Linked DNA regions of Homo sapiens: region 1 is linked to region 2. Evidence: chromatin loops called from intact Hi-C (ENCODE). Cell type or tissue: endothelial cell of umbilical vein. All regions are shown on one strand. Links, peaks and the distances in the headings refer to the core of each region. The heading gives the core; the rest is flanking DNA.

Region 1 (7,083 bases), core at 864-5,863, 1.2 Mb after region 2:
AAATTAAAGGCATTTCCAGGGTAAATAGGAAAGGAGGGTTAAAGACTCATATTAAATATTCATTCATCCACAGCCATGTCAGTTGCAATTTTAAGAGTTGTTAGGAAAGAAGAACAGGTTTAGTTGTTTGTTTTTAATAGAACCTGGGGGGTTGAAATAGTAGCTCTTCAATAACTGAACATTCAAATTGCAATTCCTGAAAAAGATTTGATACTTTTGAATTTGTTTTCAATTTATATACAGTGTAGACTTTAGCAAAATAGTATCTAATTTTAAAAGCCATTAAATTAACCAAAATCACATGTAAGAAAATCAATGAGTAAATAGGCATAAGTCTTTATCACTCAGAGGAGGCTAAGAAGAAAAGTATCTTTAAAATCCTCACTACTTAAATATCACAATAGTAGCATCTTTTTAATTACTTGGTAATGTGGCAACAAAGTATATGCAAAGAAATTGCAACATACCTTTAGAAGTAAATAAGTTATTAACATACATTCTACACAGAAATAGGCTTCCCCAATTTTGCTATCTTCTTCTCCCTGACGGTGATGTGATGTGGTTCTGCCAAGAAATAACCAATGTGACATTTTTCACTGAATTCAATATTCCCTTCCTTTAATGTTCTCAGTTTTGCTTTAAACTATTTAAAGTGACTTCCTCTCAATCCATTTACCTCAGTCAAGTACATAGAAATCTCCTAGATAAGGTTGATTAATTTATTATGAATTATAATAGATGGATAGGAAAAGTATCTTTCTCTACCTTGTATTCAAACTAAAAAGAAAAGTATAAATTTTATTTAAACAATACACTTTGTAAATTCTCAAGCTAATACATCCTATGGTCAAGAAGCTGAATATGAAGTTAAACAGTCTTCTCTTAATTTTACACAGAAGTTCTTTATTTATTTTTAAGATGCACCTTCAACTTTTCAAGAAATCAGCCTTTTAAGAGGAGAAATGAGGTTGTAATTAATTTGTGCATGTTTCCCTATTATGACAGTATGTCTGTCTCTGTCCACCTACTTACTCCTTTATATTGAAACTGTCCCCCCCCCAAAAAAAACCTTATAAAAACCAATAGAATGGAAATCGCTCCTTAAACTATTTTTCTCCAACTGCAATTCACCTTGAGTTTGTGTTTTAAGAAAATTAAATTAGATCCCTTTTGTTGTTCTGCTTGTATTTTCTTTGAGTACTACTGATGCAGCTAATTAACCATATTAATTTATCTGGGTATTTGCCTTACTAACACCTTCACATTTAAATGACTGGCACTTGATATCATTTGATTAATGCTTTTTTTTACATACCAAAAATTAACTGTCATTTAAAAGATTTCATTACCAGACTCTTGAGAAAGAGAAAAATATAGAACCAGACAATAATTCCTCACTCTGTCCACTACTAAGTATGAGCTGATGTCCACATGGCTTTAGATGTCTTTGGAACTTTCTCAGCAGGATTTGCCTTACAATATAATATTAGCATTAAAAGCATGTATAGCCCACATCACACTTGGTTAAATGGGCAGAGAGCCCCCTTATGCCATCATCTCTAGCTATAGCCTGTTCTCCTTTAATTCTTCAATCCATTGAAAAGTAAAATAGAATGAGTAGCATATCCCTGAATTTTTAAATATTTAGGCAAAAGATGCTCACCTTTTATTTAAATGCCTTGCCAAAGCTACCAAACTGCAAAACTGATGGCTTTACTTTGAAGTGTCTTTCTGTGATTTTGCAAGCCACGGTAGCTCTACCATAGCTAAGTTGCTTCAGCTTGTATTTCAACAATGGTGGTTCTAAGGAGCTCATTCAAAACTCTTTTTTGTACTGCCTTCTGCCTTTTTGCCAGTACACATGAGTGACAGCCTCTATCTAGTGCCTGAGTATATGAACCTTTAATCCATCAAGGAACTTCTAACACCATCAGAATATACACACCCACGTGCATACACCTTCCTGCAGCCACCAGGTTTGAAACCAGCAGAATATATTTTTCTAATCTCACCCAGATTTTATGGCTATAATGTGGCTACTGACAAGATTCTAAAATTAGCTTTTATTTAAATAAACCATGTAATTTTTTTTTAGTTTTTTTTTTTTTTTTTTTTAGTTTTTAAAACTCTCTGCCACGGCAATCTACTGCTGTAGACATGGTTAGAAATATTTTTTAAATGGACTAGACGGTCAGTTAAATACAAGAAAATATTTCACTATATTATATTTTCTTATTCCCTAAAGTCCATCTCCATGGAGTGTGCTGCGGGTGATGGATGAGACTGTTGTCTATCTGAATGGAAACCTGCTTTCATAGGAAGGGTGGAGGTGGGAGAGGACCAGTGAAGGGCAGAGCTCTAAAATTCTGGCAACTAGAGTGAATATACCCTTTCCTCCTTTCATCCTTCTTCCTTTGCTCCCTCCCTCCCTCGCTTCCTTTTTGCTACGTCTCTTTTTGGTAGATCACTGTAGTTAACCTTCGTTCTGGCCAAGACCAAGAAGGGTTAATGGACACCCGGCTCCTGACACCTTCCAGGTCAGCTTGGCTTGCGAACTTCCAACGCAGGAATTGGAGGATTACCGGGGAAGGAATGCGAGGTACCCGATAGCCTCACACCTGAACACGGTCGCTTCAATCCACTGGGATTCATTTAAAAAAAAAAAAAAAAGAAATTCTCTTCTGGAAAATGGTTAATTGGATCTGCAGCTACATTTCCTGTTGCACCGAAGAGCCAAGCAGGGCAGCCTGGATTGGATCCCTCAAGCTGCCAAGAAAATCGAGCAATTGGGGGGTGGTGGTGGGGGGGGGGTGAACCTTTCTAAATAAATAAACAAACGTAGGTAGCTATCAGTTGCTTTAGGGAGCGCAGATATTTAGGAAAAGGCCAGGAGCGGGAAAAGGAAGAAGAAACGAAAAAGATTCTCCCCTTTTCTTACCTTTTGCCCCTCCTTTCCCCTCCCGAAATTTGCGCCTACTTGATTATTTGCAGCTGTTTCGAACCTCAAGGTTTGTTCACAGTAGCGAGAGAGACTTGCGCTTGGAGAAGTGAAAAGCCATTTTCGCGCCAGGGCTTCGCTGCTTGAGTTTGGGGGTTTTGCTCTCCCTCCCAGCAAACTCCCCTCAAAGCCTTGCTAACTTCGTCAAGCCCTGCCAGCCTTTACTCCTTGGCCACTTGGGTTCGCAGTACCCAGCCAAGGGCCCCGGGCGGGTTTCCATCGCTGGGGGTGGCCTGGTACCCCCAAAGCTGAGTTCCCGCCTAGGAGAGGACGCTGACGTCCTGGGGCTTCCTCGGTGCCTGTCACCCAGCCCCCTGCCTTCCTCCTCGGCCTCAGATGTCGTCCCACCTGCCCACGAGCAGGGAACCTGGAACCCACTCTCCCGGCAGTCCCCAGCGGGTTCCGCCACCCGGCGGCCGCCCCTGACACCGAGTGGGTGGGAGGAAGAGGCAGCTGGCGGGGATGGGCCATTGAGACCTCTTGAAAAATATTAAAAGACAGGATGGGTAGAGATTTCTCCGGGAGAAAGTTCGAGGGTGCATCGGGTCGCGGCTGGGAGGAGTACCCGAAATGCCAGCAGGAGAAATGCAACCTGTTTAGGCCACACCTTCAATCCCCGAGGCTGTCTGGAGAGACTGCGTGCGGGGGACTTGCCGGCGTTCCCACACCGCGCCTGCAATCCACTCCCGCGGCTGCCTGGCCTCTGCCACTCGCGGCTTGAAGCCAGTGGCTCTCAAGCCCTCGGCCCCGCGGCGGCCCGCGCAGCCTTCACCCGGCGCCGGCACCACGAAGCCTGGCCGCAGTGGACTCCCCGCAGCTCGCTGCGCCCTGGCGTCTCCCGTCGAGGAGGGAGGGACGGAGGCCTGAGCCGGGAGCTCCCTGGCGGTGGTCGGGCCGCCCCCCTTGAGGCCTGCTCCCCCCTCTCGGCCTCGCCAAATCCCTGAAAGCCCAGTCCCCCTTCGTCACCCCGGGGGCTTCTAATCACTCGGTATCGATTTCCCTAACTCTTTTCATCCTGTTGAAGACACATCTTAAAACACTCCAGCCCGGAGTGTGCTCTGGGCTTTATCCACACTAATAAAATGATTTACCCTTCTCTCCGCGCTCTCCTCACAGAGGAAAATCGTTCGAGCCCCGGCTATTTGTGTGTGATCAGTAAATATTTAGTGCGCTGACATCCTTAGCTGGGCTTCGGATCGATTCGGGGCCCACCGGGAGGTGCGCACGGTCCGGGCGGGGCCGCGCCGAGCTCGCCGAGGGGGCTCCTCCCGCCCTCGCCGCCGGCCGCTGATTTACGGCCCCTGCAACCAGCTAAGGGGGGCGAAAGCGCGCCTGGAAAATTGGCTTTTCAACCTTTTACTTTTGACATTCAGCCACTTCCCCAGGCTCTAATTCTCGCCCGCACTCCTCCCTCCCGCCCTACTAAGGGTTGCCCTGTGCGCCCTGCGAGCCCTTCCAGCAGCAACGCGCGGCGCTCGCGCCCCCTCGGCCCGGGGACCACCTATCACAGCCCTGAGCCGCGACGCGGGGAGGCCCCGGCCCCTGCTATGGGGGTCGCCTCCTTCGAGGAGAGATGCTCTCCGCCCGCCCACACCTCTGAGGGAGGAGAGGGGGTGGAGAAGCCCAGAGCTGCATCTGCTGGATGACGAGCCGCTCTCCCTGCTACCCTTTCTCCGACCCGTCGGCCTTTCTCCTACTCTGGAGACTGATCCTCGACGTCCATCGGGCCGGATGGCGTCGGGTGGAAGCGTTACTTTCCTCGCAGAAAAACTCCTCCTCTTTCCTAAGATCAGAAAAAGCGCTTAGCTTGGAATTGTTAGGTGGAGGCCTCCTGCCCTGATAGTGGCTGTGAGAGGGCTGCGGCCGTGACACCGTCTGTGTCCCCTGGCCCTCCTGGCCTTCCCCGGGCGCAGACGATTTCATTATTGCAGGGCCGCACCGTGGACCTGGAGTAGGGCACTGCGGGGTCCCGCTGCGTCCTACGGGAGCGCTACCTCGGTCTGCTACGTTGCCCGAGTAAGATGTGAGGAATCCCGACCCTCGGACTCCACTACTCTTGGGCCGGGGCTTCGGGCCTGAAAGTCTCCGGCAATGTCGCCCACCTGTTAGCGAGCTTGTTCCCCTCTCACCTGGGGCCCGGGCCTTTGCAATTCCCCTGGGGCCCAAGAAGGAAGGGGCATGACCTTGCTGGGTCTAGGCACCTCTCCAAAATGCTAGCGCCCTCTCCTTTGTCCTACACATGATTTTCTAAACAACCTTATCTGCAGACTATATCTTTATACTAATGCATACTTAATTGGTCCGTCTTGACTGTCCATATAAAACAATTTAATTAGGGTGCTTTCTTGCTTTGGAGAGCAAAGAAAAAAAAAAAAAAAACCCTGCCCAGTGCTTATTGTATTTAGCACCAATACAGGCAGAAAATGTAGCACAAGTTTTTGGTTGAAAGAGCACCTCTGTGCCCATTGAAGGGCGTTGATCCGAAAAGACAGAAAGGACAAGTAAAATCGATTTGAAGCGACCCTCTCTGTCCCTTTCACACCATTCAGAAACTCCATTCCTTCTAAGACAAAGACCAGCGCCTTGGGAATTCTCAGGGAAAAAGAGGACTCTAGTCCCACAAGCCTAGGGCACTTTTTTAAAAAAAAATCCTCAATATTTCACTTAAAACCCACACTTGATGCTGTGCCCCCCAAGTATGGGTTCCACAGATGCCCCCTCCAAAGTGCCAAGCTGCAAGGCTGACAAACCCCCTTTCCCCTGCCTGTTTGGCCTTGTAGCCAGGCCAGGACAGCCGTTTAGGGTTAGTGCAGCCCTCACCTTTGACCTCCTAGATCCGAGTGGCTGCCAGCACTACAACTTTGGCCAAAGTTAAAAGAAAACCACAACAAAAAATTTTTTCTGCTCCCAAACCCAGGGAAACCAGTTCTGGTTCAGCCGCCTGAGCCACCTTACCCAATAGCAACCTCCATCCCTAACTTTTTTTTCTTCTTCTTTTGCAATGAACTGCCTGAGCCATCTCTGAAGGAGGGAATTGAAGTTGTCAGGGCTCCACGGCTGGGTTGTGGGTGGGGGTGAGTTTCTTGGTCTAACTGGTCCTCCATTAGGAACCCCCGAATGCCAGGTTATCCCACTGGTGCCCGAGCTGGGGAAGGCAGTCATCTATCAGAACTGGCAGGAAAGGGAGAAGGGAGAGGAATGAGATGGGCAGGGAGGGGAGAGAAAAGGCCAGGCTGTGATCATCTTCACCTGCCCTGAGTCCAGCCTTCCTGTTCAACTATTCCTCGACCTTCGGCTGGGGATGAAGGGGGCGGGGGCGAAAGGGAGGGGGCACCCCCGAGTTACACAAGTGGCCTCCTTCTACTAAGAGAATGAGTTCACCTCCTCCCCAGAGGAGCCTCACCATCCATCCACTCAGTATAACTGATGAGACAAACCGCAAGGAAAAACTTCTGTAGCCCATATTTATGGTATTAATGAATAGTTAAAAAAGATTTACACTTCTTATGATCAATATTCTGAGTTATTTTGCTCAAAGTATATAATTACAGTGTCTTCAGAGTTTTCATCATTGTTTGAGGTGGCAAAACCATTTGTAATTTTCATTAGCCAGTAAACATGTAATTAACATTCAGCACTGTGTTTAACTTAATTCCTGTTTAAGACAAGGACAAGAAGCAGCCGAAGAGCGTTAGTTCCATTTGTCAAGTCTGACATACATCTTACCATAACAGTTTCCTAAAATAAAAGATCCGTGTTTCCCCATTATTCTTCTCTTAAAACAAAACAAAACAAAAATCCATTAGTTAAGACAGTATTAAACTGTGAGAGGCAGCATAGTTTATATTCAATTTTCACTAGTTACCGTATTCTTGCTTCCTTTATTCGTTTTGGGGAGTAGAGAAAGGGAGGGGGTGAATGAAGCATTCATTATCTGAAGGCATGGAATGGGGAACCCCTCCCCCCAAAAGAAATAGATTTCCTCCTCAGGAAAGTTCTAGAATAAGGACCGGAAAGGGGGGAGGCAGAAATCCACAGGGGAGAGGGGGAAAAATCACTTGGGGAGACTTGAGTTAAAAGTAGAA
Region 2 (7,083 bases), core at 711-5,710:
AAGTCCTTGTAGCTCACTGTGCTGTGGCTGCATTTATTTGCCTTCTAAATGCATCAGGATAATGAGGATTTGAGCTGATAAGCAATAGCCAGGATGTGATGGGGATGAAGATTTGAGAAAGCTAGGAAAAGCAGAATCGAAACAAATTGACCAAATGTATAACACTGGGAAGGGAGAAAGGCTGAAGAGTTTCAAGTTTCTGACAAGCATTACACCACAGGGTCACAGTCCTGAGCTTTACCATCCCCTTCTCCAGCCTCCCTTACCAACTCAAAAGCAGCCCTCACCCTGCCTGCCTTAAACCCTGCACTAACTAAGCCACCAGATACATCCAGCAACTGAGGCAGGAGCTCCTATCTGGTGGGCAGGTGAGCTGAGATGAAGCAGGGATGTCATTACATAGTTGGGGTCCCAATTTGGGATTTTGAATCCATTTGTCCATAAATTTTTTTTTACCCCTATTTATTTTTTGAGAACAACTGGTAAATATTTCTGTCGTATGATGTTGTGTTCTAAGTGAGATTTTTGGCCGTCATTATCGTGCATATGCAAACCCCACAGCCTTGGGGAAAAATCCAGAATTCTACGTATTGACGGGCTTACCTGTGGTGAACTGGGGGTTATTTGATTTGTAGTATTTTTAAACATAAAAGCATAATATTTAAATCTTGGGGCACCATAGTAAGACCAAATTGCTGTTATATCCAGAGAGTAAAATTCACAGCCGATTATACATACATATATAATTTTCATTTTAATTTTTAGAACTAAGGAAATTGAACTTTTGTAGCTCTCAACTTTTCACTTGAGAAAAAGTTCTATCTATTCTAACAACTAGTGTTTTGGGTGAAATTTAGAATATTTTGTCAAAGAGCCTATCTTCAAATAAATCATTTTAGGGTTTTAATTGGAGTTGCATTGTCTTTATATATTAACTTGTGAATAATTGACGTAATAATGTAGAAAGTAATTCATCAAGATGAAATGAAACTTATACCTTTAAAATGTACCTTAATGTTGACCCAATCATATTATTCTAAGTAAAGGGAAATCTAACATTCCTTAAAAGGTTAATAAACAAAAGTGTTTTCTTCAAAAAATGAGCAAACAAACAAAAACTTAGAAGTCCAATAATTGAGGATTACTTAAGTAAACCATGTAGTAGTCTATATTGAAGTATTATGCAGCTGTCACAAATATTTGAGTGTCTATATTATCAGGGGATTTATGCTACAGCACTCCACATAACATGTAAAAGTATACATATTTTATAATATCAACTTTAGAAAAATATTTCTGGGAAACATAATCGCAAGAATTTTAACAAAATATTTTTATTTTGTGTGTGTGGGGGTGTCAAATCTCAACTCCCCCACTGATAACTTGATAATCTGTATATAAAGCTGAATTTACCATCTGGCAAAGAGTTAGTGCTCAATAAAACCTGCTGAGTGCTGTCATGCCAGGCACTGGACACACACCTTTTAGTCCTCTTTGGCATCCTACAATATAAGCACTCTTAGTACCTCCATTTTGCAAAGGACGTCGTGAGTTCTGAAAGGGCTAAGTAATTTTCCTGGAAACTCATCAATATTGAGGGACAGAGCTGAGGCTAAACCTGGGTCAGTTCATATCTAACTCCCGGTGCCTCTTACCCCATATGGTGCTCCAAAATAAGGGTACGTTTTCTTTTATAGGTGGCTTTTATTTTTATTGTTGAAAATTTTGTGTGCTTTCCAAATTTTCTAAAACAGGTACCTATTGCTCTATTGCTTCTAAAATCAGAAGAAAATCTTTGTTTTTGTGTTTGTTTAAGAAAGACCATTAAGGAAGTAACATAAAAGGCAGGTTGAGGGTGGAGAAGAAAAATTATGTTGTTAAGTGTAAGCTCTCAGCTTCCCTCACAATTTAGCTTTGGAGAGCAATGCATTTCTAAATGTTTCAGAGATGCATACAGATTTAAAATTTTCCTATCCAATTTCTGTAAGAGTGATAATTTAAATTAGTATGTGATTGTGATACATTTTGTCTTGAAAATATGGCCATTAGGCAATGGTCTGGTTAAAGTTATATCTTTAAAATGTCCCATCCATTTGCTTTCATTAAGGCTGCATAAAGGTTTGCATGTTCTGTTTTATTTGCTTTATTTGGATGCCTAGTGCGTCTTTTGTGGTCTTGGACTTGGCCCCAACTGAGGAGGAAGTGCAGCTGGATGGGGACGGAAAGTCAGAGCCCTGGATGCTCCTCCCAGCCGCCCACTTAACCTCTCGATGCCTCATTATTTCCCCCTAGAAAATACTTTCACTATTTGTCCTTGAATTAAGCAATGAAGAAGACAACTTTCTACACTTAGAGTAAATGCAAACAATTACTTTTCTGGGTCCTCACTGATTTTTCCATTTATCTGCTTCACCTCTCCTCTCTTTCCTTTCTGTTTTCTTCTCTCTCTTTCTCTCTTTCCTTTTCTTTCCCTTTAATTCTGGCCCCAAAGTATGGGCTTGGCCAGAGGAAATACTCAGAATGAAGGATTGCATCTTCCGACCAGAAGCAGGTGCTGAGGATGGATATGACATCAAAACAGAAGGTCTGTTTTCTTTCTTTCTTTCCACTGTTCATGTTTACAGAGCCCTCCCTTTACAAGGCAAATGTTACCTTTGATGTGTTACCCTATTAGTTCTCATGCTTAAGGGATGCTAATAAATCAAAGACATTTGCGTATTCATGAATGCACTCCTGCAATTTCCAAAGTACCCTCTCAATGGTCTTGAAAAGCTCAAGCTCACTGGTTAGGCTGTTGTAAACATGCCTTGTCCCAACCCCATGCCAGGCCTTGCCCTCCCAGATGCTGGACCCTGTTAAGAGCAGTGGTCCTGCCTATTACGTGACTCTGAGGCTCCTTTTGTAATCCCCATAAACTGGATGGAAGAGCCATAGGGCTACCATCAGCCCTGCAGAGACAGTGGAGCAGAGGAGTCTCATTACGGAAATTAAGGCCTGCAAGAGACCCAGGTTGCAAGTGAGGCACCTTGAGAGTCATCCAAGGATCTCTGGGCTGGAAAAATGGAAATACACTAACATTAATTAGCCTGCTGCACCAGAAGAGAATAATTTAAATGCAAAAGATAATCTCACTGCCCTTTTGATGTGAAAAAGTTGTCCTAGATTGTAACTTTGATTTCCACGTCAGCAGCCTGTGTGCTCATACATTAACAGCAGCCTGGAAGATTGAAAAAGCAGGGGTGGGTATCGATTCTGAACAGTGGACCTGCCGCTTGCTGTGTGATCTTAGGCAATGGACTGCTCCTCCCTAATTCTCTGTTTATAGTCTTATTCACTTTAGAGTGGTGAAAGAACACTTATTTTAATGAGATGCTGTGAGAATTAAGTACGTTGAAACTCTCTATGACGTGAGAAAAGCTGCAGGCGCAGAATATCCTGCAGAAATAAATAGCTGGTTATTTGCTGTGTATGTGCCAGGCAAATGTGCACACATAATTTTTTTTTTTTTTACCAAGTCTTTCTCATCTTGGTATTGCCATTGAGTCAACTCTGCTGGGTGTTATTAAAAGACTCCCCAACACAATAGCAAGGGATGGTCAACAAAGGAAAGCACACACTGCAGCGAAAGCTATTGAGAAATGTACATTCACCCTCCCACACCCTTGACCTCTAGAATCAGATCAGTAACTTCTCCCCTCTTCATTTCCCCTTCCTGTGTCCACAGTGAAGGGAAGTTGGTTGCGACCTTTTGCAGATAATGTGACACAGGGTACACAAGAGCGGAAGGGAGAAAAGCATTTCAACAAAAGCCTGGAACTTCAGTTTAGGTAAATTCAGGAAGGCGTGAGATAGGAAATGGCAGCAACCTTGCCAGGAACTAAAGGAAAAGGGTTCTGGCATCAGCCCCGGAGCAAAATGTTAGGTCATCTATAATAAGGGTTGGGTGAAAAACCTTCAACTCAAAATGAAAGATACAATGACACAAAGAAACTTATCAAGGCAACCTTTGAAAGCAGTTAAGAAACCAATTCTTCTTTTTTAAAGAAAGTCCGCAGACAAAAGAGATTCCCTGATCAGCGTGTGTCAAGTTCCATGTAGAATAAACTTTCTTCACAATCTCAAGAGCCAAGTTTCTGTGCCAATTTTTTTTCCTATTTATGAGGAAAAGGAGAGGAAACAGAAACTTAAAAATGAAACAGTAGATTAAACTCACCTTTCCCCAATTAGGTAGCTTTAATAAGTGGTTTCTATTTTTTATCAAATTTCATTCCATTTCACTCTTCATAATAACTATAAATGACACTGACGAGATACAGTTGGTATCGACAAAAGAATCGGTTCACGTATAAAATGAGAAAAGAAAAATGTCCCATTCCACTTTAAAATTACAAGATGAAAGAGCACATTCCAGGGAGAAGGAATGTATTTTTTCTCAAGAGTTAACATTTAGTTCTCCTGGCACTAGAAATGCTGAACTTCTGAGAAAGATGTTAACAATGAAATCAGAGCTGTATCATGGGGGAAAAGGATAGGCTAATTTCAGAGATTCTGCAATTGTAAAGATTGTTTCTTTGGGCTTCAATTAATTAAATATTTGTCCCCCTAAAATTAATATGTTGAAATCCCAACACCCTTCTACAAATGTGATGGTATTACGAGGTGGGCTCTGTCATGATGGCTCATGAGTGGGATTAGTGCTCTTATATAAGGGACCCCAGAGAGGGCTGTCTCTCTCCACCATGTGAAGATATAAGTCAGCAGTCGGTAACCTAGAAGAGGGCCCTCACCAGAACCTGATCATGCTGGCCCCCTGGTCTTGGACTTTTGGCCTGAGAATTGTGAGAAATAAATGTCTATTGTTTATAAGCCTCCAAGTCTAAGCTGGGAGCTAAAACAGCCTGAGCTAAGATACCTGCTTCTAAAGCCTGACTCACAATTCTGTATTAAGTTCCAGACTCTTTTCCAACCACTCATTTCCAAATGGACCAGTCATTTTTGCACAAATGTTATACAGACCTGAATGCCTTAGAAGAAACCCCTTCTTGATAATAGGTAATGTTCTGGTTTCCACTCCAACACCTTAAATGACAGCATTTTGGTAACTCCAGTTCTTCTTGTCAAGGGGTCAAAAAGTAAGATGCCAGTAGTTCACAGTGGGAAGGTTCTTAGTTTAACATGTTAGAAGAGAGAAGAAGAAAAAGTCCTTTTCCTTAATAATCTTCACAGTTAGATGGTAAAGTAAGTGGAAATGATCTGCACTTGGTTGCAGTGAATAACTAACTGTCTTCCACCAGGGTTGATAGGGAGGATCATTAACCATCAGAGAAATTGCTAACTGCCCTGGAACACAGCACATTCTTGGGTGAAAAGTCACTTGAATGCCTGTTGGAGCCATCACTATGGATTGCCGGCTATTCTGACTTGGAGTTTGAGGCTGACATCTGAAACCACAGGTTGTCTTATTCATTGTTTCTTCATGTTTTTCCAGGGGTTATTTAAGCCTCTCAAATGTGAATTTCACACATGTTGCTTGGGCTCCACCCAATCATCATCTCATGATTTGATACAAAACCCATTTTTTAAATGTTTCCTTTATATAGAACATAAGGTATCACCTACCCATATATCCAGTCATGACCTGCACTGTTTTTAATTTAGGCTTCATGTTAAAACTTCCAGCTAGATGCTGTTATCTTCAGTTTAAGGGTAATACTAATTTTGACCCAGGAGAATTTAAAAAACTTGTTCAACTTTATTTCACCAATAAGTGACATCTGAAATTTGAGCCTATGTGTTTCTGTTTCCCAAGCCTGTATTCTTCTGCCTTTCCACTATAGCCTTGTAACTTACAAACTTCCCTTCAATCATAAATGTCTATTCCCTTAAAGCAATGCCTTTTTATTATATAGAATAACAACGTCTCAATAGTCAAAGATGCCTTCTCATAATTTGGTTCCAAATTTGTTCCAAGAAGAATCCGCATGCCTCTTGTCTGTCCCTTCAGGTCCAGGGGAAGCAATGCATCCACTGTTCAGCACCACCCCTCACCCATCACCATCACTGCCAATACCTACCCTAAGGTTCTCTTTCCTATTGAGCCACTTGATTTATGCTTAACACTATACTAATTACTAAAGTAGTTGATGAGTCCCACCTTGTAAACTGTTAAAGTCTAAAGATTAAACAGAAAAGAGGGCCGGGCACGGTGGATCATTTGAGGTGAGGAGTTTGAGACCATCCTGGCCAACGTCGTGAAGCCCCGTCTCTACTAAAAACATAAAAATTAGCTGGGCATGGTGGTGCGCACCTGTAATCCCAGCGACTTTGGAGACTGAGGCAGGAGAATCGCTTGAACCCAGGAGGCAGAGTTTGCAGTCAGCTGAGATGGCACCACTGCACTCCAGCCTCTGTCTCAAAAAAAAAAAAAAAAAAAAAAGACTTCATATGTGAAGTTTGGTTTTTTTCTTTTTGTCACTGTAAACATCGTTAATAGAAAATTTTAAAAGAAAAACTAAGAGTTCCAAAAGGTTCAAGATATATGTGACTTGATTATTTAGTCATTCAATGAGAGCTTTAGTCTTAGTTGTTGAAAATCTATGTGGATTTCTCTCTATTTGTAGTCAAACCTGTCTATAGGTACATAGGATTTTTTGGGGGAAAGAAATCAAATAGTTATATATTTTAACTTCATTTAGGTGCCCCAATCTTAAGCAGATGAAATATAGAATTCCTGCTTTTCCCCAACCCCTGACTTCACATTAAATTCTTCTCAGCTGATGTGGTTTAAAGCTAAGTATGTTTTCTTTCTTTTATAGCTTAACATTACACAGGAATTTCTCTAGTTCTTCCAACTTCATGCCACACATGGCATTCTGTCCTTATCAAAAATCAGATCATTTCTCTCAAAGAGAAAAAAAACTGGCATCAAGGCAAACCCTGGAGATGAAAGCAAGGGTTAAGTTTACTTCCAATATTAGGGAATGATTCGGAAATAAATGTCGAGGTTAAAAAGTCCAGATGGCAATTCAACTGTATCCTCACTATAAACATGATTTGATTTATGGGAACTACTAATGGTATCTC

The links. Hi-C counts contacts between places; a loop is a spot of excess contacts. Peaks named below come from ENCODE experiments on the same cell type or tissue, not always from the same donor. Only the 100,000 strongest peaks of a DNase experiment are listed, where the experiment ranks them.
Region 1: a loop joins it to region 2, with 3 times the contacts of the local background. A loop is called at or near these places in 2 of 110 quality-filtered maps.

Annotation. Positions count from the first base shown.
Region 1 is chr15:96,318,450-96,325,532 of GRCh38, forward strand. The region is part of intron 1 of NR2F2-AS1 (NR2F2 antisense RNA 1); the gene reads right to left. Among named protein-coding and RNA genes, the nearest start is that of NR2F2-AS1, 5.1 kb to the right of the region's middle. In endothelial cell of umbilical vein, for the core only: a CTCF peak has its summit at 3,403 (motif pointing left); DNase peaks (open chromatin) are centred at 3,832, 4,052, 4,382, 4,632 and 2 weaker places; H3K4me3 peaks cover 3,195 bases; H3K27ac peaks cover 4,574 bases.
Region 2 is chr15:95,127,578-95,134,660 of GRCh38, forward strand. It overlaps LOC105370991 (a long non-coding RNA gene), which reads left to right. Exons shown (of 12, transcript XR_002957693.2): 6 at 2,492-2,584; 7 at 5,295-5,453. LOC105370990 (a long non-coding RNA gene) reads right to left here. Exons shown (of 5, transcript XR_932646.3): 5 at 5,022-5,164. Among named protein-coding and RNA genes, the nearest start is that of LETR1, 200 kb to the right of the region's middle. In endothelial cell of umbilical vein, for the core only: no CTCF peak of the experiment used is centred there; a DNase peak (open chromatin) is centred at 3,754; H3K27ac peaks cover 643 bases.